2 separate regions of the Mus musculus genome follow, and region 1 is linked to region 2. The links are chromatin loops, found by intact Hi-C in ENCODE. Cell type or tissue: left cerebral cortex. All regions are shown on one strand. Each heading gives the region's core, and the rest is flanking DNA. Links, peaks and the distances in the headings are about the cores only. Region 1 overlaps Phactr3 (phosphatase and actin regulator 3). Region 2 overlaps Phactr3 (phosphatase and actin regulator 3).

The links. A loop is a pair of places that touch in the nucleus more often than their neighbours do. Peaks named below come from ENCODE experiments on the same cell type or tissue, not always from the same donor. Only the 100,000 strongest peaks of a DNase experiment are listed, where the experiment ranks them.
Region 1: it touches region 2 in a loop (2.5-fold over the local background); 4 of 42 quality-filtered maps call a loop at or near these places.

Annotation. Positions count from the first base shown.
Region 1 is chr2:178,257,527-178,268,913 of GRCm38, forward strand. Phactr3 (phosphatase and actin regulator 3) reads left to right here. Exons shown (of 13, transcript NM_028806.2): 3 at 2,652-2,729. Among named protein-coding and RNA genes, the nearest start is that of Phactr3, 120 kb to the left of the region's middle. In left cerebral cortex, for the core only: a CTCF peak has its summit at 7,074 (motif pointing left); DNase peaks (open chromatin) are centred at 3,676, 5,691, 7,052 and 8,128; H3K27ac peaks cover 3,987 bases.
Region 2 is chr2:178,196,991-178,208,377 of GRCm38, forward strand. The region is part of intron 1 of Phactr3 (phosphatase and actin regulator 3); the gene reads left to right. Among named protein-coding and RNA genes, the nearest start is that of Phactr3, 61 kb to the left of the region's middle. In left cerebral cortex, for the core only: no CTCF peak of the experiment used is centred there; DNase peaks (open chromatin) are centred at 4,896 and 7,666; H3K27ac peaks cover 4,366 bases.

The DNA.
Region 1 (11,387 bases), core at 2,113-10,112, 61 kb after region 2:
CTTCAAGTGTGCCAGGCAGAAAGTAGAAAGCTGAGCTCCATCCCCAGGGTGCTGCCACAGGGCTACAGTGCACAGGAGGCCAGGAGCTGGGGCAGGTGACCTCTGTGACCTTTAGGTGCATGGAATTGGAAAATGGACAAGATTGGGTGAGTGGCTCTGAGCTTCAAGGTTCTGCAGCACTGGTCCTGCCTGGGGTTGTCAGGCTGCTTTGGGGACCCTGGAAGGGATCAAAGACCCTCAAGGTCCTAAATTAAATTAAATTAAATTAAATTAAAGGAACCTTTGGTTCCTAACCTAAATTAGTTAACTGCACAGGTATATCACCTTAGCCTTATTCTCAGCCTGCCTCTCCTTTCCTCCTTAGCCTGCCTCCCACACACCCAAATGGAGGAGCCTCCCTCCTTCCTCCCCCCTCAGCCTGCCTCCCCCTCCCCCCTCAGCCTGCCTCCCCCTCCCCCCTCAGCCTGCCTCCCCCTCCCCCCTCAGCCTGCCTCCCTCACCCCCCTCAGTCTGCCTCCCCTTTCCCCTTCAGCCTGCCTCCCCTCCCCCCTCAGTCTGCCTCCCCTCCCCCCTCAGCCTGCATCCCCCCCCCCTCAGCCTATCTCCCCTCCCTGTCAGCCTGCCTCCCCTTCCCCCTCAGCCTGCATCCCCTCCCCGCTCAGTCTGCCTCTCCTCCCCCCTCAGCCTGCATCCCCTCCCCAACAGCCTATCTCCTCTTCCCCTTCAGCCTGCCTCCCCCTCTCCCCTCAGCCTGCATCCCCTCCCTGTCAGCCTGCCTCTCCCTCCTTTTTGATGCTGTAGATTTTAACATGTCCAGTCCTGACATTAAGATGAGATGAGGCAGAGACCTTTAAGCTTTAAAGGGCAAAGTTCTGACTCTGGGTCATCAGTCAGACCTGAGGCTGAGCAGGTCATGTTCTGAGTTCCAGCCTGCCCAGTAGGAAAACCCCAGAGATGATCAAAGAAGGATTAACCTGAGTGCCTCCGACCCTCTCTCCTCTTCTCCCCCTCAGCCTGTCCTCCTCCTCCTCCTCCCCTCAGCCTGTCCTCCTCCTCCTCCCCCTCAGCCTGTCCTCCTCCTCCTCTCCTCAGCCTGTCCTCCTCCTCCTCCTCCCCTCAGCCTGTCCTCCTCCTCCTCCCCATCAGCCTGTCCTCCTCCTCCTCCCCCTCAGCCTGTCCTCCTCCTCCCTACCCCTCAGCTTGTCCACCCGCCTCAGCCTGTCTCCAATCCACCCTCATTGTCCCCTTCTCCACACCAGTGATATTTGGAAATTGGTTTGGAAGTTGAGGCTACAGAAGGAACTCAGCTGAAAGTGTCTTGTTCCTGAAGCATCCTGTATCCCTGTCTGTCTTTCAAGCAGGTGACTCCAATAGACTCCCTTCCCTGGTTCTGTTCCACACTTCTATGCGACACATTTGTCCTCTCTGCCACCCAGGTCTGCTGGTCACAAGTAGAGACCAGACCTGTCCTGCTCAAAGCTCGGCCAATACACAGTGTACACAGTAGGTGCTCAGTCAATGTGAGGTCAGCTTTAAAGTGTGGAAGGCCTTGTCATCCCAGCCTCTATGAGGACGGGCACAGATTGGTTTTTCTTCCAGGTACTCCCAGCATGGTACTCAGAACACAGCTTGACATCCATGCTCAGTAAACACTTTAGAACATACCATTTGCATTGTCAGCCCTAGTGGGCACTCCAAGCTCTGGCAGGTGGACCAGCCGTGTTCTTAACCACCTGTCAGAGTGTTCCACATAGCCAGTGGCTTTGGGACCCCACTAACCAGCAGGCTCTTCTCTGGACTCTCAAAGAGAGTATCAAGATCTAAGCAACTATTTAAGGTTCATCTGTGGGCAAATGAAAGGTGTGTGTGTGTGTGTGTGTGTGTGTGTGTGTGTGTGTGTGTGTGTGTGTGTGTATGAGACCCTGGCTGGGAGATAGAGTCTGTAGGAGAAGGTAGGTGAGTCTCCATTGCTGGTGGATTTGGCCTTGGGGTGGGAGGCCACAAGGAGGGTGATGTCAGAATAAGAAAGGAAAGAATTGCAAGTTGTAGTTCCTCTCCCTGTCCCTCTGGCTCTGCGTCACTGGTTGGACCTGAGGTAGGGCAGGCATGTCCTATGTCCTAGCACACCTTTTGGAAACACCCCAGGGGCAGTCAGAAGAGTGTTAGCCAGAGTGCCTCTGGGGGTGGATCCTCTGAGTGCTGGTATTCTGTGTTGGCTGGAAGATGTTTCCTCAGGAGAGATGTGCTGATGGACAGTTGGTGAAAGCCCTTGTACTAGCAACAGAAGTGTACCCTGAGCTCTGGGGTGCAGTGAGGGCTCTTCCTCATCAGTCACAGAGGGCTAGATGTGACTATGATCTAGGATCCAGAGTCAAGGAAGGTATCATGAAAGTCCATTGCAGAAGTGATCTCTCAAACAGGGCCCTGAACTGGCTTTCCTTTGGCTGGAGTTTGGGATATCGCTTAGCAGACGGCTTAGGCAATAAACTTGAAATTGCAGCACCCCAGGCTCTGGCAGTGGACAGGTCCCCAGCCTCAGACATCTGCTGTCTCTCTGTCTCTTCCTGTTCACCCAAGCACACATGGCAGTGGTGTGGTGGGCCTACAGTGCTTTGGGCTGTGACTTAATTAGATGTTTCTGTGCCCTGCAGCGCTGGAGAAGAAGATGGCTGGCAGGCAAGGCCGGGAGGAACTCATCAAGCAGGGACTGCTGGAGATGATGGAGCAAGGTAAGGGGGTCCCTGGGAGGGTGGCAGACATAAGTGGGACTCAGGGCATAGAGGGCACTCACTGGAGTCCCAGGGGCCTCTGGGATATGGGTCCCATTGACTGGACTGGAGCCAGGGGACCATGACATGAGGCCCATGGTGAAGCCTGTCAAGTTTGATGTCTCCCAAACTCAGGAAATCTGTTAGAGGAAGGGAGGGGCATCCTGTATTCATGTGGGGCACTGTTCTCCAGGTCAGCCTTCAAGGGTGGACCAACGGCTTCAGTCAGGAGCTGAAGTAGCAGGGTACCCCCTCCTCCATGGCCATTTCTTTCACCAGGCCATTTCATTTCACCTTTCACCAGGGGACATGTGGAAGGAGCTCCTTGAACATCTTGTCTGTCTCTAAGTGGCAGCGGTGGCTTTTAATTTAAGTGCAAGTTTTCTTGACACTAACACATTAGATCCTCAATTTGAACAAATGGTGACTGCACCTATGAGGGTCCCGACATTTCTGACTGTCGGGCAGGGCGAGGCATTCTGCATCACTTACCTTTGCATGTCAATGTCACCCCCAGTTTGCAGACATGAATGTGGGATCCACCCACAGCTGTGGCACCCACGCGGATGCCCAGTGCAAACATGGATCCTCCCAGTGTTGGTCAAGCAGGTTTCATCCAGGCTGTGCTTTCAGGACTGTGTCTCTGTGCTCAGGTTGGTCAATGTCCACAGCACAGGCATTGGGGACCTCCACACTTAAGTCTAGCTTTCTCTCACCATGTTGAGGTCCCATCAGATCCTGACCCTTGCTTTATACTTTGTGGGTCTCTGCATCTATAAGTCTCGACTGATGTGAACAACTCACAATCCCTTTTTCTTCTAAAATCTCTCTGGGCTGAGCAAGCTCCCGCCTCCTTAGTGAGGAGATATACTCCGCTTGTGTGCATGCATCCAACTCCCGTCTCTCCTTTCACTGGTGTCTGTGATTTGGTCCAAGAACCAGGAGTTAGGATGGGAATCCATGAAATAAACAAGATCTGGCTGAAGCCCACAGCACCATTGTGGCCTAGCTCCTTAGGTTGCCTCCCTTCCTGAGTTTTGGAATATATTATTGTAATGATACTATGTTCAGGGGGCAATCAGCCATAGTGATTGGTTAATGCCTTCAGTGCTGTGTTCCACATAAAAGAAAGCCATGGCCTCATGGCCCAAGGCCTGTGGCCTGAAGATGTTGAAAGCTCCACTCTGACTCTCCTGGAGTTGGTGAACTGTCAATGCTGAGCAGAAATACGAAGTGGTTTTAATTTGGAATGGGTCCTCAAAGTATCCAGAGTTGTGTTTGTGCATTGTATGTGTCCTGCATAAGGATGCACATACACATGTATGCACATGCTCACATGTCAGAGGTTGGCTTTCAGTGTCTTGCTCACTCTCAACCTTTTATGAGACAAAGTCTCTCATGGATTCAGCTGGGCTGTTGGGCAGTAAGCTCCATAGATCTCCTCATCTCTGCCTTCCTGGTGCTCAGGTGACATGGCTCACCACCGTGCCCATCTCTTTGTGGGGATCTGTGCTTGGGTCTTTATGCTCACAGGGCAGGTTCTTTATTGACTGTTCTATCTTTATAGCCCCAGGTTATTCATTTAGTTCTTGGGTCAGGGAAATAAAAAGAACTGTATAGGGCTGAAGAGATGGCTCAGCTGTTAAAGGCTAGGTTCACAACCAAAATTATAAGAATTGTATACTTTTAAAATGTTATATTCAATGAATACGGGGGAAGTAAAGATGGACGTTTGATTTTGGCCAACAATAACGTTCTAGTTTGAATAGTGGGAAAGGAAAACTTCTAGGAGGAATGCCATGAGCCTCACTAAACTCCATTTGTGTCAGATGGGTAAACTCGGACCAGAGCCCTTTGAGAGTGTTCAGCTACAGCCAGGCCAGTGGGACTGAGGTGGAGTGTCTTCAAAGCCACACCACAGGCCTACCAGCTTATAGATACAGTTAGGAGGAAGCCAGCTAAGCTTGTCAGGAGAAAGATAGTAAATATTTTAGGGTTTGGGGTTATAATTGTCTTTCATTACTATAATGAAATACCAGAGGCAGGATAGCTTTATAAAGAAAAGAGGTCTGTTTAGCTCCCAGTTTGGAGATTCAAGGGTGTGGTTCCAGAATGCTCACTTCTGACAGTGATCTTTGCTATGGATCAGAAATGAGATGACTCTGCAGAGTCAGGCGTCTGAACACAGAGTTAAGGCGGGAGGGGCTTAGACAGTAGGTAATATGCTAGAATGTGGTTCACTGAGGTGAGGGCCCTGACTTTTATAGCTCAGCCCTGCTTCTAGCCAGGTTTCTCTGTTTGCTGACTGTCAAAGGTGGAAGCAAGCCATGTCAAGCCTCCAGAGCAGCCAGCACACAGTGCTGCCTTTCTTAGCATGAAGAATGGTAACTCAGATCACCTGTCCCCATAACGAGTTTCTTGTTGGGTTAGATTTGGTTATGGGGATTAGCTGCTAAGACAGCCTTCTTGCTGTCAGAGTGCCAAAGCAGCATACATTTGTGAGCTGATGTTAAGTGCCTAAAACTGTGCATGAGAGCTATCCGCCTCAGTCTCAGGGTCTCTCTAACTCTAGGTTCTAGTCTCAGGACCTCACAGAACCAACCACTTCCCAGTCACCTGACTATTGGGTTAAGTTTCTAAATGCCATTAACCTATGACTTTAGGACTTAAATTTCTGCCAGTGTTGTGAGGGCCGGTTGGTCACAGCGGGGCAAACAGTCTGCTGTGGTCACCCACCCCTGCTCAACTGAGGCAGAAACAGCCACAGGAAAACACACACTGAGCAGGCACGACTGTGTGCCAAGAAGCTTCATTTATGAGTGTGAAGATTTGAATTTTCAATCTTTTTCATGAATCACGAACAATTATCTTTCTTTTGGTTTCCTTCCCAACCATTTAAAGATATGAGATCCATTCTTAGTTCAGGGACATGGAAACAGGTGGAAGGCTGGCTTGGGCCCAGCCCGCCTCCCACACACCACCCTTTCAATCTTGCAGAGGGAATGGGCCAGGAACCAGAGTGGCCCAAAGCAGTCTTCATTCTAGATAGATGAACATTCAGATGTTAACCGATGCTGCCAGTGATTATGGACTGCCCACTACATACCAAGGTCTGTATTAGCTGACAGCCATACTAGCTACTGAGACATGGTCCCATCCCCTAACACAGAGGGACACAGGCATCAGGGGCCCTACAAATACAAGTCATAGCAACTGAATCAAGGAAGGTATAGAAGGACACACATGGGGCACTTGGAGGCCATGTCATGGGGGTTGAGGGACAGGAGATCTGAGAGATGTTGCTTATGAGTTAGGAGCCCAGGTTGGTTTTGCATTTGGTTGCACAGAAGTACATGAAAGCTAATTTTGTTCCACACTGAACATGGAATCTAGGAGAAGACTCCTGTGTGCAGGCTAGTGCTCTGTGCCTCCCTGGGCCCTTTCAGGAGTCCTTTGCTATCAGGAGTGCTTAAATTAAGCACTCTAGGGGCCACACATTGATAAGCCTTCCCAGCCAACTCTAGCTTTTTACAGAGAAGAAGGTAGGGAAGTGCCTGGTCCTGGATGTTGGAGACAGAGTCACTAGCAGCTCCAGGAGAAGTGAGTACCAGGCCCCAGGATGCAGGGGTTCAGGGAAGGGACCAGAAGACAAAGGGCTGAAGGGCAGCAAGGGAGACAAGGGGCTTGGATGCAAATGTCCCTTCTTCCCTCTTGCACATATGCATGCGCCAGGGGTGGGCTGACAGGGACATGGCCAGGCTGTCCCAGGGAGAGGGCCTGGGGATGTTCAGGGAACTGGTCCTTGTCTGAGAGCAAAGCCAAGTGTCTCAGGCAGCAAGGACAAGAACCACAGGTTTAGCTTTGGAGGCAGGGCACCTTTTCCCCAGGACTCCCATGGGGCGGAGTCTTTTGCTTTGTTTTAAATACACAACATGAAATACATGTAAAGGCTGGGTGCAGAGCACTGGGTGAAGTGCTGACCCTTCCAAAGGAGCCAAGTTCCTTGGGGCCAGGAGCACAGGAGGCCTTTTTGCCTGGATTGGACTTGGCATGGCAAGTCCCCCAGGATTCTCATGGCAGCAGGAAACTGCTGCACCTTTCCAGATTAGGAGCTCAGGAGCCCTGCAGGGGTCAGTGTGAGACAGACTACTGGGAGATCACAGCGCCTCCTCTTTTCCCCGTGGTGGCTGTGGGTGTGGGAATAGGTGTGTGGGGACAGCTTTTCTGGCTGTGGGTTATGGATTCTTCTGGCTCAGCTCTGCCTTCTCCCAGGCGAGTAGGAGCAATATGCAGCCGTGGGTGCCCCCTTGTGGTCGACTGCCCTCATGGAGCCTGTCTCACTGAGGCCAAACTTCATAGCCAGGCAGTTCAGGAGGTACTGAGAGGGAGGGAAGACCTGACCATGGACAGGACGTCCCCAGACATGCCCAGAAGCCTTAGTAGACACAAGAGCTCGCTGCCCAGCAATGAAATCTGCCTGCTGTCTTCTCGGAAAGTCGTGCACCTCACGCTCACGCCTGCAAGTGACTGCAAGTGAACACGTGCTCACATGCTCCCTGGAGCTTGCCTCAGAACATGGCTGGTAGGAAAGATCCTGCAGGTGGCCAGGAGTGTCAGCTCTGCACCAAGGTTAACAAATGCACATCACGAGTCCCCTGGTCCTTGTCCCTTACATCTCCACCATGCTGCTAGTGTGCTGGGCTGCATAGTAACCCCTTACATGGGCTGGTAGTATGCTGGGACCTTGTTTGTGGCACTGTCAGACAGCTGCTATGAGGAGAGGTGACCTTTTCCCACTCTGCCTCCCCGATGTCTGGGACTGTCTCCAACCCACCTCCTTGATTAGGAACAGGGTCTTGCCCGTTTCTAGTGCTGACAATACTCATTCCTTGAACGGCTTCCTTCCCTTACTCTGCAACCCATCGACTTGATGTTTTCTTCGATGACCTAAGGACTGTCCTATCCTGATGGCACTGGGTGTTTTATAAGATGCGTCTTACATTAGTGCTGTGCTCATCGACATGGGTATCACGAGGCTTTCAGGGGAGTGGAACCCTGGAAAAGTCTGCCTGGTTTCTGTGTGTTTGCATGCATACTACCTGGCATGCACACATGTGCTCCCACTGTGAACATGCATATGCGTGTTTCTGTGCATGTCTGTGTCAGGTCCCTTTCATAGAAGTTCATGTATAAAGCATGCACATCTCTGTGTTTCCCCCTGCAGCTCTGAGAGGAGATGAGCAATGATGGAGACAAAGGTTGGCCAGAGGAGGCAGCTGACCCAGTGACAGAGGAAGGGGCAGGAGCCCCACCTCCACACTGCCCTGGCTCCACCCAGCGTTTCTTAGCAACAGGCCCTGCCACCAGGACTATTTTGGGAACTGTAGCTTCTTACTGAGTGTGATTCTGGGCAGGAGCTCTGTGCATAGCCCAGAACAGGACCACTGGACTGCCGAGCTGCAGGCACTGATACAGGCAATGCAGTCCTGCAGTGGTAGATGGGACTGGGGGTCCCTGGGCCTTTCAGGGGCAGCTTTGTTATAGTGATGATGATGAGGTATGGCTGTAAATCACAGCAGACATGGGCCCTTTCTCAGGCTTGAGTCCACTTCAGCAGTGAACAGCTATCCCTGTCCCCACCCCACAGGGCAGTGAGGGGCTCGGAGTGACAGGATCCACCTCACGTTCACCTGTCTCAGGTGCAGCACCCACCCTGGTGGTGGTAACAGAATCTCTGACAAGTCAGGTTCATCAACCTGTTCTCAGTTAGGCTAATTAAAGAGACAGGTTAATAGAGAAAACCAGGTTTATTCAGTGGGGAGAACAGAAATGCCCAGTGGGTCCTCAAGTCCTAAAGTGAGATTTAGGTTTAAACAAAAGGCAGGAGGTGTACAGCAAAGCCATCAGGGTGTGGCTGCAACGGCCATTATTCTCTCTCCAGCAAGGTGGTCTAACAAGCTGCTGCCCCTGCAGCTGGCACAGACTTCAGCCATCTCCTCCTCCCAGTATGTGATTCTTGGGGGAATTCTTATTCCTTAGGGAGCATTGTCAGCCAAATGGAGGGACAAGAGTGTCTCTTTCAAATCTCCAGTCCTGATTGGATAGTGACTACAGATCTGGCCCTCCTGTCTGTCTGTACAACTGTCTCACTGAGTAGCTGCAGTGACAGCACATGGGCACTCTGTGGGATGTCTGTACATATATACACGTTTATGCACACATACATACACAGGAGCACACACACTGCATCCTGCCTTGTTACCACATAGAAACTAGTCGGACTTAATCAGTGTTCAGATTCCAGAGAGCCTCATGATGCCCCCTTCATGGTGATCAGCATCATGTCATGTGATCTCTCAAGGGTAGTGACATTTTCACACTGCCTGAGGGAACCTGGCAACAGCGACTGTCACAGAGGTGTGTCAATAACCAGCAAGCCAGTCACAGGGAACTAAAAACACAGTCTTGAGCTTGGTGACATCTGATTCTATGTCCTTGGCTGTTCTGGGTTTGTCTCTGGCCCAAGGATAGCTTGACAGTGAGAGCCAGAAGCCGAATGTGGTCCAGAGCCCGCTTCCCTTTGGTCCTGGGGTTCTGTAAAGCCACCGGAAAGAGCAGGCCATGTGTTCAGCAGTGCTTGGTCACTGTGTGATGGCAGTGCATAGTCACTGTGTAGACCAGCAGTGTGTGGTACTGTGTAGACCAGCAGTGTGTGATACTGTCTGGCCCAGCAGTGTGTGATACTGTGTGGACCAGCAGTGTGTGGTCACCGTGTAGACCAGCAGTGTATGTACTGTGTGGACCAGCAGGGTATTGTCACTCTGGAATTTATGTTGCTGGGTCTGCCTCTAGAAGAGGCAACTAGACTTGCCAGAACTTCAGGGCAGGGGTTGTGGCCCAAAGAGGAGCTCACCCCAGGCATAGATATTGAGACCTCTGGTGAGACTAGCCTTTCAGCAATTCCCCTATGGAGGTGGAAGTACCTTGATGGGAGATCGTGAGCAAGAAGTCAATTTCAGATCTTCTGAGAGATGACAGAAAGCGGTAGATCAGGCAGGAAGCCTGGGCTTGGTCCTGGGCCTACAAGAACCCTCAGGGAGAGAGAACAGTGCTGTCTTGAGGCTACTGTTGACATAAGGATGAGGCCAGTTGTTTGGCTTTCTCTTCACAAACCACACCGGCAGCAAGGAGACCTGGCACCTGCAGCTCACTTACCTTAGAGTACAGCATATTTCTTACTACAGAAAGGCAAGAAAGCCTGCAGTAACACTAGTCCCACATTGTAGACAAGAAAACTAAGGTTCTGATAGGTAGCAGTGGGATGTGTGTTAGAAACATGGTGAGCTTCTGTCCCGGTATGGGGATCAAGTGAACAGTCTTGGGGACCCCAGTGCAGTAGGTGGGTGGCTAGATTGGCTAGCAAAAGGGGGTTTTGACCTTTAAATAATTGATCTTCTACTCCTGTGGAGAAGCACATGGGAGGCTACAGCCAGGACAGCACCCTGTGTGTCCAGGGCTAAGAAATCTCTGCAGACCACACTGCACACTCTATCCTGTCTCCGTAAGTCAGGGACCAAGAGCTTCATGTGGGAGAACGTGTGAGTGCCCTCCATCAGAGCGGACTCGGCATCTCAGAAGGGACATTCTGATCAGCTTCCCTGGAGCTAGCTATGTGGCTGAGAAGTGATTTTGTTACTAGGCACGAGGGGCCCAAGAACCTACTGCCTCGGCTTCCCTGTATTCCAGAAGAAATTAGGTGACAGATATTGGCAAAGGGAGACTGGTATATTTAGGTGAGGAGATAGCTCAGTTGGTAAAGAGCTAGGCGTGGCTGCCATCCCTTGAGCCCAGCACAGGGGAGGAAAGGCTGGCTGGTCAGCCCAAGCTGTCAGGTACGTTTCAGCCTTATAGTTTGGCCCAAACTGGGAGGCAGGAAGTTTTTCATCCTCTCTGCTATTCCTGTATCTGTGCCATAATTTTATAGGAAAGATGAAATGGAGGCAGGAACCACGCATGAGGTGACTTACCTGTGAGATAAACCACCAAAACAAGGTTCTCTCCTCCCTGGGAAGTGAACCTGTCTGCTACCATGGCTTTGGCCTTTCCCTCCCAGCCTGGTTTCCTAGGAAATGTTTACTCCTATAGGTCCAATTGTGTTAGGGTCCCTGTTTCAATTCTGGCCCTCAAAAGGTTGGGCTCTCCTAAGAGCAACAAGTCAGGCACCGACCCTCAGATGCCTCAGCAGCTGAGCCTCAGGAGAAGGGTCTGGGCTTTCCTGAAGCCTCATGAAAGGCTGCAAGTCCCTCATCCTGGCAAGGCTGCTATGCAAATTCTCACACGGCTTCGCTCCATCCTTTGATCCTTATTGGGTTTCATTTGCTCTCCCATAAGCCATCTCCGAAGTCTTTAGAGTATTCGCCGTCTGGGTCAAAGGGCAGCATCTGTCTTCATAGATTCTAGACACATAGGTGACTGACAGTCACTGGTGACACAGAGATGAATGGCTGCAGCCACCCACCTACTGCACTGGGGTCCCCAATGCAATGTCGCTATGTAACAACCCTAGCACCTCGGGGTACCTGCACTGAACATCTGTTACCACGTGTCAGATGGTCCAGG
Region 2 (11,387 bases), core at 1,513-9,512:
CAATCTGATCCAGAAGGATTTTGTCTATGGATGTTCTCAGATCCACTCAGAGGGAAGATGGGTCGAGTACCAGTTGCTTCTCCAGGGTCTTCCATTCTGCTGCCTGGCTTTAAAAAGTTCCGGGGGAGAACTTGTGCCATTGATTTGTATGTGGCTTGTGGCCACTGTGGAGGCAGAACACATAGTACACCCAGCAGAAAACACTCTCTTCCTGCCTGGTGCCTGGGAAGCGACCCCCACTCACTCAGTGTTTCACACCCAAGTCTACACAGGCTCAGAAGACACAGCAAGAGGCTGAAGCCTGGAAGTCAGCAGGTCAACATGGGGTCACTCACTGCAGGATTCTTTTCTTTTCCTGATTTTATATTCAAAACTTTCATAAGTCGTTTTGATAATTGTGTGAGTAGCATGGATCTCAGCAGGAACACCACAGGGTTCCATGACAGGATCTGAGCCTCTGATACTGACCATAGACTTGACACACTTGTCACCAGGGAAGAAGATAGGAAATCGATATAATTTTGTTGTTGTCTGAAGCTCTCATTTTATTGTCTTCCTATCTACAATAGTTCCATTGGTTCTTTGAGGATTTGTACAATGTGTTTGGGTTATAGTCACCCCTCCTCCAGTTCCTCTCATACCCATGCCACTCCTCCCTCTGTTTCTCTAAACCTATCAGGTCCAATTTGTGCTGCCCATGTACTCTTGGGTGTGTGACCATCCACTGGAGAACCTTATCAGTCTGACCCATGTGCTCCTGGGCCAGATAGCAAGCACCTTAGTCAGTAGAGTGTGTGAGAGGCTGAGCCTGTAGGAGGGCACTGTCGGTGAACTCCAAGGACTCAGGTTTGCAAGGCTCATGGTCCCAATCCTGCCTGGGGCTCAGATGAACAGGAAGCAGGCCTCTCAGTTACCAGCTACCTGTCAGCATGCATGGAAGCCAGTGGTGGAAGGGGTTGTGGGCAGAACAAGCAAGTTTGCTGTTGTCCCCAGTGTGTGCTGTGGGGGCTTAGACAGGAATGCCAACTATTGTCTTGCATGCTAGCAGGAAGCATTGTGGGAAATGAATAGGAAAATAGGCCAGGGGAAGGAGACTTATCATTGTGGTGAGAGGCAAACCACAGAGTATTAAATACAGGGGCAGGGTGGGGGTGGCAACATGGAGGTGGCATCTGAGCAAGAACCCGATGGAGTTAGGAAATGAGCGTGGCAGATTTCTGTTTGGACAAAAGCCTTGTAAGCAGTGGATGCTCCAATATAAACATGGAGATCAGTTGACTTTTCGTCTGAATGTGATGGGAGCCTCCGGAGGTTTGAGATTCAGAGTAGCATCCAGCCACTGATTTAAGAGAGTCCTTGGACCCCCATGGTGGGGACAGACCAGTGAGAAAGAGAGGTGACCAGGCTGGAGGCCACACCGAGATCCAGGCAGGTGAGGAGATGGCCACAGTGAGTGCATGTCTAGAAGACGGTGGTGACAAGACTGGCTGAAGGAATGAATGGAGAAGGGAGGAGATGCGGCTGTCTTGGGGGCACTTAGCTCTGTTCTCAGCAATAGAAGAATGGAGCTGGGGGAAGAGAGGCTATGGTAGAGCAGTCGGAGGAGATGGAAGTACAGTTGTCACTATGACAACTTTGAGACGCCCGTTAGACATCCCTGTGGAGGGGACAGATTGACAGTGAGACCTGTGGTCTAATGTCAGGGAGTGGTCAGGGTTGAAGGACCCTTGGAGGAGGCCATAGTGGTATGTATGCTGAGTCTCACTCCTTCCCAGACTCACTTGTTTGTCTGCTGCCTGCATCCAATTTGCTGAGCACTTTCTTTTAATCAAAGTCTTAAAAAAAATTCTTTCTGAAAGGAAATCTCTTGTCAGAAACAGAAATCTAATAGCACTGTTTTTGATGAAAGGCAGCCATAAAATGAGACAGTGACTATAAAGCCACATATAGGGGGCTGGGGAGACACTCAGTGGGTAAAGTGCTTGTGGCATATGCTTGAGGGACTGAGTTTGTGGTCTCTGCACCCACATAAAAAGCCAGGCATGGCCTGTCACCTAGACCATCACCTAGGTCTGTAATCCCAGCACTGGGGGAGGGGAAAAATGAGGACCCTCCGGAACTGGCCAGCCCATGTGTGAATTCCAGGATCACCAAGGGATCCTCTTAAACAGCAAGATGGAGTCACTAAGAAGAAATACAAAGACTGGACTCTGCATTCAGAGTACCTGTTCATACACACACATGCACACGCACACACATGTGTACACTCATGTAGCAAACACATACACACATGCATGTTGAGAGCATGTGTGTGTATGCATGTACACACACACACCAAACCAATATACAAAAAAACCTAGATGTAGTTAACACTAGACATGATCTCCCTCCAAGGGTGTCAGGCCAGAGGACTCTCCGAACTTTGTAAATACAACACCAACAGGTGTCAGGATGTCACAGGCAAACGAGTGCCAGATTATGGTCTGAGAAGGTTAGAAGGAACTGAAGAGATACTGATGCCTGTTATGTCGCTTAGGTCCATGGATACCCTGAGTCACTTCATGATCTTCTCTGTGCCTGACCCTTGAGGAGGCGCTGACTGGAGCAGCTGATCACTGGGGAGTGTAGAACCAGGAAGCTTGGAGGCCGTCTTGACTCTCTGCTAAATATTCCATTCCTTCTCATCTTGGAGACAGAATGCTCTCTGGAAGCAGCTTAAGTGAGGGTGGGCTTATTTGGACTCACAGTGTGAGAGGATGCTGACCATCAAGGAGAGCTCATGGTGGTAGGAGAGTGGGGCTGGCATTCCCTGCATCCCAGCAGACCAGAGAGCAGGGCTCTCCAGCCAGGCTCTCAGGGCCAACATCCAGCAGCCTTGTTTTCTCCCAGGTTGTCTGCATCTTCTGGAAGCTCCAACATGGCAGTATCAGATGGGGAGGGAGTGTTTAAGCATAGGAGCATATAAGGGGTATCTCACATTCCACCCATATCTACTGGCAAGCTGGTTTCTCCTCATCAGATTTTGAAGATGGTAATCTGAGAACGAGAAAGTGGGGTGTATCTCAGGAAGCAGCACAGGCCCCACTGGGATGGTTAGTGGCCCGCAGGCTTTCATTCTCTGGGAGCATTATCAGTGGAGTTTGGTCTTTTGAAGTTAAGCAATCTGCTTCTTGAATGAGACTTCCACATCCATTTTTTTCGTTCGTTCATTCATTATGTGTGTGTATCTCCATGCTAGTGTGTGCGGTGCTCTCACAGAAGAGAATGTTGGATCCCCTGGGGCTGTAGTTACATGTGGTTTATGAACCATCCATATGGTTTCTGAGAACCAAATGAGTTGTGCTGGATAATTTTATGCCAATTTGACACAAGTTAAAGCCATCTGAGAAAGAGGGACATCAATTAGGGGATGCTCCTGTGAGATCAGGCTGGAGGTAAGCCTATAAGGGCATTTTCTTAATTAGTGATTAATGGGGAGGGCCCAGCCCATTATAGGTAGTGCCATCCCTGGGCTGGTGGTCCTGCGTTCTATGAGAAAGCACGATAAGCTAGCCACAGAGAGCAAGCCAATGAGCAGCACCCCTCCATGGCCTCTGCAACAGCTCCTGCCTTCTGGTTCCTGTCCTGTTGGAGCTCCTGTTCTGACTTTGTTCCATGGTGAACGGTGATATGGAAATGTAAGCCTAACAAACCCTTCCCTACTCAACTCGCTTTGGCCATGGTGTCTCGCCGCAGCAATAGTAACTGTAACTAAGACCCACGCGCTCTTTACTGCTGAGCCATCTCTCCAGCCCTGCGTGGGGTTTCTTTGCATGTGAGTTTTGCCACTAAGTGTTTATATCAATCTCTCTCTGGTTGCTGGTTCTCAGTGCCTGACGTGCAATGGCAGATCTGACCTCTTTCACTGCAGAGCGATGGATGCAGCACGGGGATGCAGCTGTTTTCCTAGTTGCTTTGACTGTGGCATCTCTGGGCCACAGGCAGCCATTGTTCTTCTGTGTGGGGTACTCTGGGAAGGATAGGGTGATAGCTCGGCATTTTATATTGGAGGTAGGAGTTATCGTTCACCACATGGCTGCTGAGAAGTGCATAGCAAAAGAGGTTTGATTTCCTGAGACGCCCCCATGGACCTTTGTGGGGTTTGCCTTGGGGGTCAATCCTATGGAGACCCCAAGTTCCTGGAACTTTGTTTGTGCTGAGGCCTCCAAAAAGTGGAATCTATTGATCAGTTTTCTGCTGGGGACTCTAAAAAGTGGGATGTATTGATCAGTTTTCCAGTCCAGGCATCTTGGGGGTGTTTAGAAAGTGTCAGAAGGAAGGAGGCGAGAGTGAACAGATCTGTCATAAACGCCAGCCATGGTAGGTCCTGGGCCATTGAGCCTGGCTGGTCCTCACAGTCTAGCATCCAACCACATGCTTACACGGTCCCCTGGCCAAAAACAGCCTTTCCCTCCTTCCCTAGCCCTTCACATCTAGCCCCTGCTGTATGGAACCTTGAATCTCCCCCTTCACCACACCAGGGCCTCAGGCTCCTCGTCACTGTAAGATACACGGACCCTAGGAGACCATGCAGCTTCCTGCAGGGTTCCTGCCTCATGTTCCAGCCTCTCTGACTGGGTTTCTGCTCAGCTGCTCTTTGACTTTGTCTTTCATCCCCTTTTCCCATCATCCTGTGCACAAACCCCAGACTCAACCAACCACAGGCTGTGAAATCTAGTCTCAAGCCTCATTCCTGGGGAGCACAGGCCACACAGCCTGGTGGTTTAAAGTTGTGCCTGGGAGCTGAGCCATCTGGGTTTGAAACCTGGCACCACTGTGTGTTGGTTCCCCAACTCGACTTCATGCTTTCCTAGTCTGCAAAGCTCCAATGACAAGGGCTACCTCCCTCACAGCTTGTCCTGAGGCTTAGTAAATGTGTGGGTGTTGAGCTCTGCTGGGTGTGTGGTGGGTTTGGCACAGACATTTATTGTCTCTGTACTTGTTGCACACTGGCCACTCCTCAGTTTGAAAGACTCTCCTGCCTCAGGGCCGTTGCTCCTGTTTTCCCTCTAAGAACATCTGACACTTGTTGCTTGGCCAGCCTGTTGTTCTTTGATAGCTCCTAAGAGCAGCCTTCCATAGTCACCCTAAAGAGCCATCTCAACTCCCATGTCTTCCTTCATAGCAGTGCCTGCTGGTGTGTTGCTTCTTTTGGTGAGAACCTTCCTGACATAAAGACAGCCACCTTGCCAATCACTGCCTACACCATGTTGCCTGGAGCAGAGGGCCCTCAGGACAATTGGGTGGCTAAAGGAGGAAGGTCTGAGGTGTGGGGAGTGGTCTTGCACCCTGCTTTCCCTGTCCTTACATGAATTTGTAAGGTGCCAACTTCTAAGGCACACCTATCTCTTATGTGCTATGGCATGTGGTAGGCACCCTACAGGGTGTCCAGTTCTTTGTGTCCAGAATCACACTTCCTTTTTGACTAGAAGCAGAATAAGGGTGAAGAGAGAGGGCAGGGTATGTATGGGCTGGGCTGGTTGCCTAGATGTGGCCTCAGCCTAACCATTTACTGATCAAGTAACCCTGACAACCGTATTTATCCATCAGCAGCTCTCTATCCTTACCTAAACAAGCAGAGTAAACGATAGTACATTATTCCAGGGCTGTTGGGAAGATTACATGAGCCTGTTACATTCATAGTCCTGGAACCAGCCAGAACTGGAATAGCACTCACTTGGTGTATAGTAAGTATTGTCTGAATGTGAGCTGGTGTGAGACTGTCAGTGGTGGTGATAGTAATAGTGGTGATTGTGTTGGTGATGGCGGTAGTAGTAATACAATGTGAATAATGGTGGTAGTGCATTTGATAGAGCTGCTGGTGGTGATTGTGTTGACAGTGGTAGTCATGGTGATGGTGATAATGATGGGGATGATGGTGGTAATGTTGACAGTGATCACAGTGAAGGAAAGGAAAGGATGGTGATGGTGAAATGATGATAGCTTTGATGGTGTTGATACCGGCTTTACTGTTGGCAGGGATGATAGTGAGGATGACAATGGAAGCCATAGTGATGGTGACGATTATAATGGTGATGACCGTGATGGTGGTGGCAGTATTATGATGGTACTACTGGTGGTGGTGGTGAGCATTGTTATCATGGGTATGGTGATGCAGATCGTTCCAACGTTTGAGGTGGTGATGATGAGGGAGATGTGGTTCTTTGTAATAGAGTTCAAACTATGGAGCAGGAGTGAGTGGATTTGATGAAAATTGTGGAGAGTTAAATAGAAAGCTAGGACACAGGCCAGCATCACTGGGGACTGGACAATCTTCCTTAGCAGTGTCAAGTGGATGTAGCAGATTCACAATCCTGGAATCCATGCAAGCTGACGCATGACGTGACTGCTCTGCTGAGTGTGGCCTCGAGCCTCCAGGGAGTCGAGGAAGACTCTGGAGCTCCCTTGGTGGCACAGGACCCACTTCGGGATTTCCAATCTGTTACACATAGATCCTTTCATGGACATGGAAAGAAATACTGTCAGTCCATTCCTCTTAGGGGTACAGGATGTATACTCGTCCCAATCAAACACTTTGTTGCTACTAGCAACACATTCCAGGTCTTGCTTGTGGGGAGCATGCATTGTAGTTGTGACCCACCCTGAGGTTTGAACCTACCAAGCCCCTGGGTCAAATGACCATTTCCCCTTATACCTTTCTCAAGCCCTCCAAGCATCCACATAGAGAAGAACACTTTACTTATGGCTGACACTACCTTTGATGCCCAATACTGGCTGTATTCACTTGTCTAAAGATCAGAGAACAGCTTCAGGCATAGACCCAGGACAGGGCACAGAGTCTTGCCAGAATGTAGTAATTACATTGACTTGTATCCATTGTGTGTGTGTGTGTGTGTGTGTGTGTGTAACATTTTTGGAAATTGATTCCGATATTTCTAGTAGAGTCAAAATGTAAAGTTTCTTTCATAGATAAGTTCATTTCTGTGTCTAAAATAAGTTCATTAGAATATAAATCATACAGTTTATGCATCTGAGTGTATTCACAGAGCAAAACCTACAAAGGCAGTGCAAAGGAGGATTCTTGACACCTTTGTAGAGTGCTCTAGCTCGCACCCGAGCCAGCCGGCGACATTGGAAGGGATCATTTGGGGCCATGTAAGGTGTTCCACCTCATCACCAGGTAGGGTTAGTTTCTTCATCACAGCCCCGTGCAGCGTGATAAAAGCCAGATCAGCCTAGGCGTTGTGTCCTGAGAGTGTATGGCTGATTACTCCTTTCCTGGTGTTGAGGGAGGCTCTATGTCCAACTTTAAAGCCAAGCCTCTACTCCTTGCTCAGAACTCTGACCTGTGCCTTGGCACACACAGGCCACTGTATCATGTGTCTTCCCTATGCAATCTTCCAGTCTTTCTTCCTTTTCAATGTGGTGTGCGTTGAATCATTGAAGACTAGATACATAACAATGAAACTTCAAACCGTGAGATCTTTTCTCCTGGTCAGGACGGAGAGGCAAAGAGCATCGTGGGACGCCAGCTCGGTTCCCCAGCTCAGGCTGGGTGATGTCACACTTGTTCCCAGCGTTAATTTCTATTCTTTGCCAGTGTTCAGATCTCAGGCCTCTATTTAAGACACAACACAGAACTCTCCGAAGCTCATATTTGCATCCTGTGTGGGCCGAGGTGCCTGGCTTCATTCTTGCTATATATACACCCCAGCATCTCCTGGTATTTTTAAATGCGCCTCTTCAGAGCCAGCTTCTCTGTCATGTACACTCATCACAGCACCAGTGAGCTGCCATGCTCTTTGCAGAGTCCTGGGGGGGTCAGATGACACATAACCCGTGTGTGCTCACAAGTGGGCACCATGCTCCCTGCAGGTTACAGGGCCACCTTGGAGGGAGGACAGGATGCCAGGAGACTACATCACCTGCTGCTGCATCCAGAGATCTGAGAGCCACCAAGCCTCCATTTGTGCCTTATCCTCACCCCGGTCAAGTCCTGCTTCCCAGTGTTCTGCTGGAGTACAGCCATTTCCATTTATTTCCTCTCCCCTGGTCACCGTGCTGAGGACTGCCCCCTGGAAAGCTGCAGAGACATCTCTGTTTCCTCCTCTGTTAGGCCCTCCTGTTGAGTCTCTGATGGGTAACTGTGTGCATGCATGTGTTCAAGTGTGCACACATGTACACATGGATGCAGGTGTACGTGCAGGTATGTGCATGTGCATGCAGAAGCTAGAGGTCAACCACGTCAGGTGTCATTCCTCAGATGTTGCCTACCTTGTTTTTGAGATGGGGCAACCTAGAAATTGCTGTGTAGGCCAGGGATCCTTCTGTCTCCACCTCCTCAGAAATGAAACTGTGAGCTCGGCACCACACCTGGATTTTCTTTTTAATGAACCTTCTAGGAAGTGAACTCAAATTTGCATGCTTTCAAGGTCAACACCTTACAATGGAACTATCTCCCTAGCCCGGTGCGATCTTTTCTATCTGGAGCCTCACTGTGCCTGGTGCTCATCTGCCTCATGCCTGTGTTCCCATGTCACTTAAAATTCCTCCAAACCGGGATTTGTAAAAAGAAATAAACCAACAAACAGTATCTCTCAAATAACAAGAGACCTCTCTGGTGACCACACCAGTTCCACTTCCCTGCTCCTGCAGCCTGGTGGTGGAGTGATCTCTAGCCTAGTAACCATGAGATCTGTTCCAACCAGTTAACCAGAGTTACCACCCAGGTAGCTGCCCTGCACAGCTCTCTCTGCTCAGTGTCCCTGCTCTGTGCTTGCCACACCAGGAACTCACTCCCCACTGTCAGTGGTTCCACGGAGTCTGTGTACCCTCCCCTCACCTACTGTGTGTCAGTTCTGCACAGCCCTGCTCTGTGCCTTAGACCTGAGCCCTAGATCTCAGCATGTCTCATCCGCGGCTGTGGTCCTCTCATGTGGGCAAAGCCTTGCTTGGCACTGTGGAGAGTCTGCTCACAGACAAGGGTCAGAGTAGTTTGTATCTTTCTTTCCCTGTCTCCCTTTTCTGACCACCTATATACTCACTAAGCATTTTATGCTCTGTGGCTTGGGTTCCAGGTTCTCTGAGAAAAGGAGCCACTTTGAACCGATCCACCAGACCCTGCCTTGTGCCCCAGGGCAACTGATGCTCAGGCTCAGAGTGAATACTGAGCTTCTTCTGGGTCCTGTGATGCCACTAAGGATCTTCTGAGACACCCATCTGTCAGGTTCAGTGAGGCACATTTCCCCAAGGGGCTAGGGTGACATTCCATGACACGGGGTGGGCAGGAGCTGGGGGATTCAAGAAAGTTGACAAGGGAAAGTCAGGGCCAGTTCAGCATTAGATGTCAGCAAGCAGGGACATTTGCTCAGTGAGGAAACTGGCTGAGGTTAGATGGTCATGGTCAGAGACAGGGAGGGCATGGAGTCACGTGTGAGCTCCACAGCTCCTCTGACCTGGGGGTGGGGGGGTCCTGTCTCCTCCCACGGAAGCTACCTCAGGCTGTCAACAGGCTGATTGGCATCTTCTCCCTTTGTTGTTATGTTCCTCCTCTGGATCTCGATAGGTTCGTGTGTTAGGTTTGTGTGTTAGGGATTCTGACCTTAGTCTGAGAGGAGAGCAATTTGTTTGGCTTGATGCTAAGTTCATAGTGATTCTTGTCAGACAGACATTGTCACCTTTATGGGGATAAATTTATCTGGTCCTTTCTTCTTTTGTGATGTCTGGGTTTTGTGTCACAGTTCGAAGGGATTTCCACACTTTAAGAGTATTTTCAAATGTCTTCTTTTAGTGTCGTTAGGCTGTCTTCTTTTTTTTAAAACAAATATCTAAAGCTTTGCTCAATCTGGAATTTATTTTAATATGAAATGTAAGGAGTGCAGTCAAACTTCTTTTTATTTTTCTGGTGTTGGAGATCAAACTTGGGGCTTGTACCAGGAAGCTCTGACCTCAGCCCCTAGTTACTGAATACAGGCCGGTCTTGAACTCGAGACACCCTGCTTTGGTCTCTCTAAAGCTGGAGCGACAGCTGCTCATCACCATGTTTGACTTAAGCAGCTTTCAGTGTAGACTCTCGGCCATTGTTTTGAGTCCATTTATTGATACTGACTAGTCTCCCAATCCTGTCACCTCTTTCAAAGATACAATCCCCATAGGATGCTGGGCAGGTCTTATCTACTCACGGAGATCTGTTTGCTCTTGGAACTTTTGTGTTCTAATCATTGCACCCTATTTATATATTTTAGTAACTGAAAGTCAGTTCTTCCCCTTCACTGGCCTACTGACTCTTGAATGTAAGTGATATCTTATTTACTATATTTCTTTCAGCTCTTTGATAACGTAATGGGATTTTTGGTCATATGGGAATCACCGAATTTTAAGGAAAGGAGGGTGCTTCCCCTTCCAGAGCCTTCAGTCTCTCTTTCTGTGGAGCACAAGGGTTTTATCAAAGCAGTGCTGTACTTGGGGTGGTTAATAAAGGAAGGAATTAAATGCCCCCACCTCCCTCCCCTCTGCCACCCCTTCACCCATGCACCCTCACCTGACTCCTAGCCTTTCATCTGAAGGCAGGCAGTTGCTCAGGACCTGACCTTGTGCATGTCTCGTGACCTCATCCTATGACCTCATCCTATGACCTCATCCTGGGGTTTTTTCATTTTAACCTCTAGCTCACACCGGCGTATTCTGCTCTGTGGTGTGCAGAGGGCAGAGCTGAGCTAAGAGATTCAGCTATATTTTCTTTCTATTCCCATTCAGAGATGGTACAAGCGGTAGAGTCAAAAGTTCACTCTGTGTGTGTGTGTGTGTGTGTGTGTGTGTGTGTGTGTGTGTGTGTGTGTGTATCTCCCTCAGGTATCTTCCCTCAGTACCACCCAACTTTTTTTTGAAAGGGCCGCTCACTGGCCTAGATAGGCTAGGCTGACTGACCACTGAGCTGGGGAACCCACTTGTCCCCATCTCCTCAAACTGGGATTGCAAGCTTAGGCCACCACACCTGGATTTCTATTCTTGGATTCTGTGATCTGAACTCAGGTCCTCATGTTTGCAAGGCAAATCTTTTCTCAACTGAGCTATTATTCTAGCCCTGGAACTTCATTCTTCTATGGGGTTGACTCCCCAAGTCTTACAGGAAATATACCACACCTTGAGAGTAGTTCCCAGTGAGGAAGCAATTTGGGCCCATCCTGAGAGACAGGAATCCTACAGGCATTCCCCTGAGGGGGCCACTGGACTATAGGAACGTGTTTGGAATCAGTGACAATCCAGAAGGTCACACAGCTCAGTCTAGAGGAGCCCTTGCCTGTACTTGTTCTAATTCTACATCAGTTTATAAATAGCATCCGGCCGACTGCCCAGTGATGACTTGGGTCATCCCTCCTCAGGGTCCT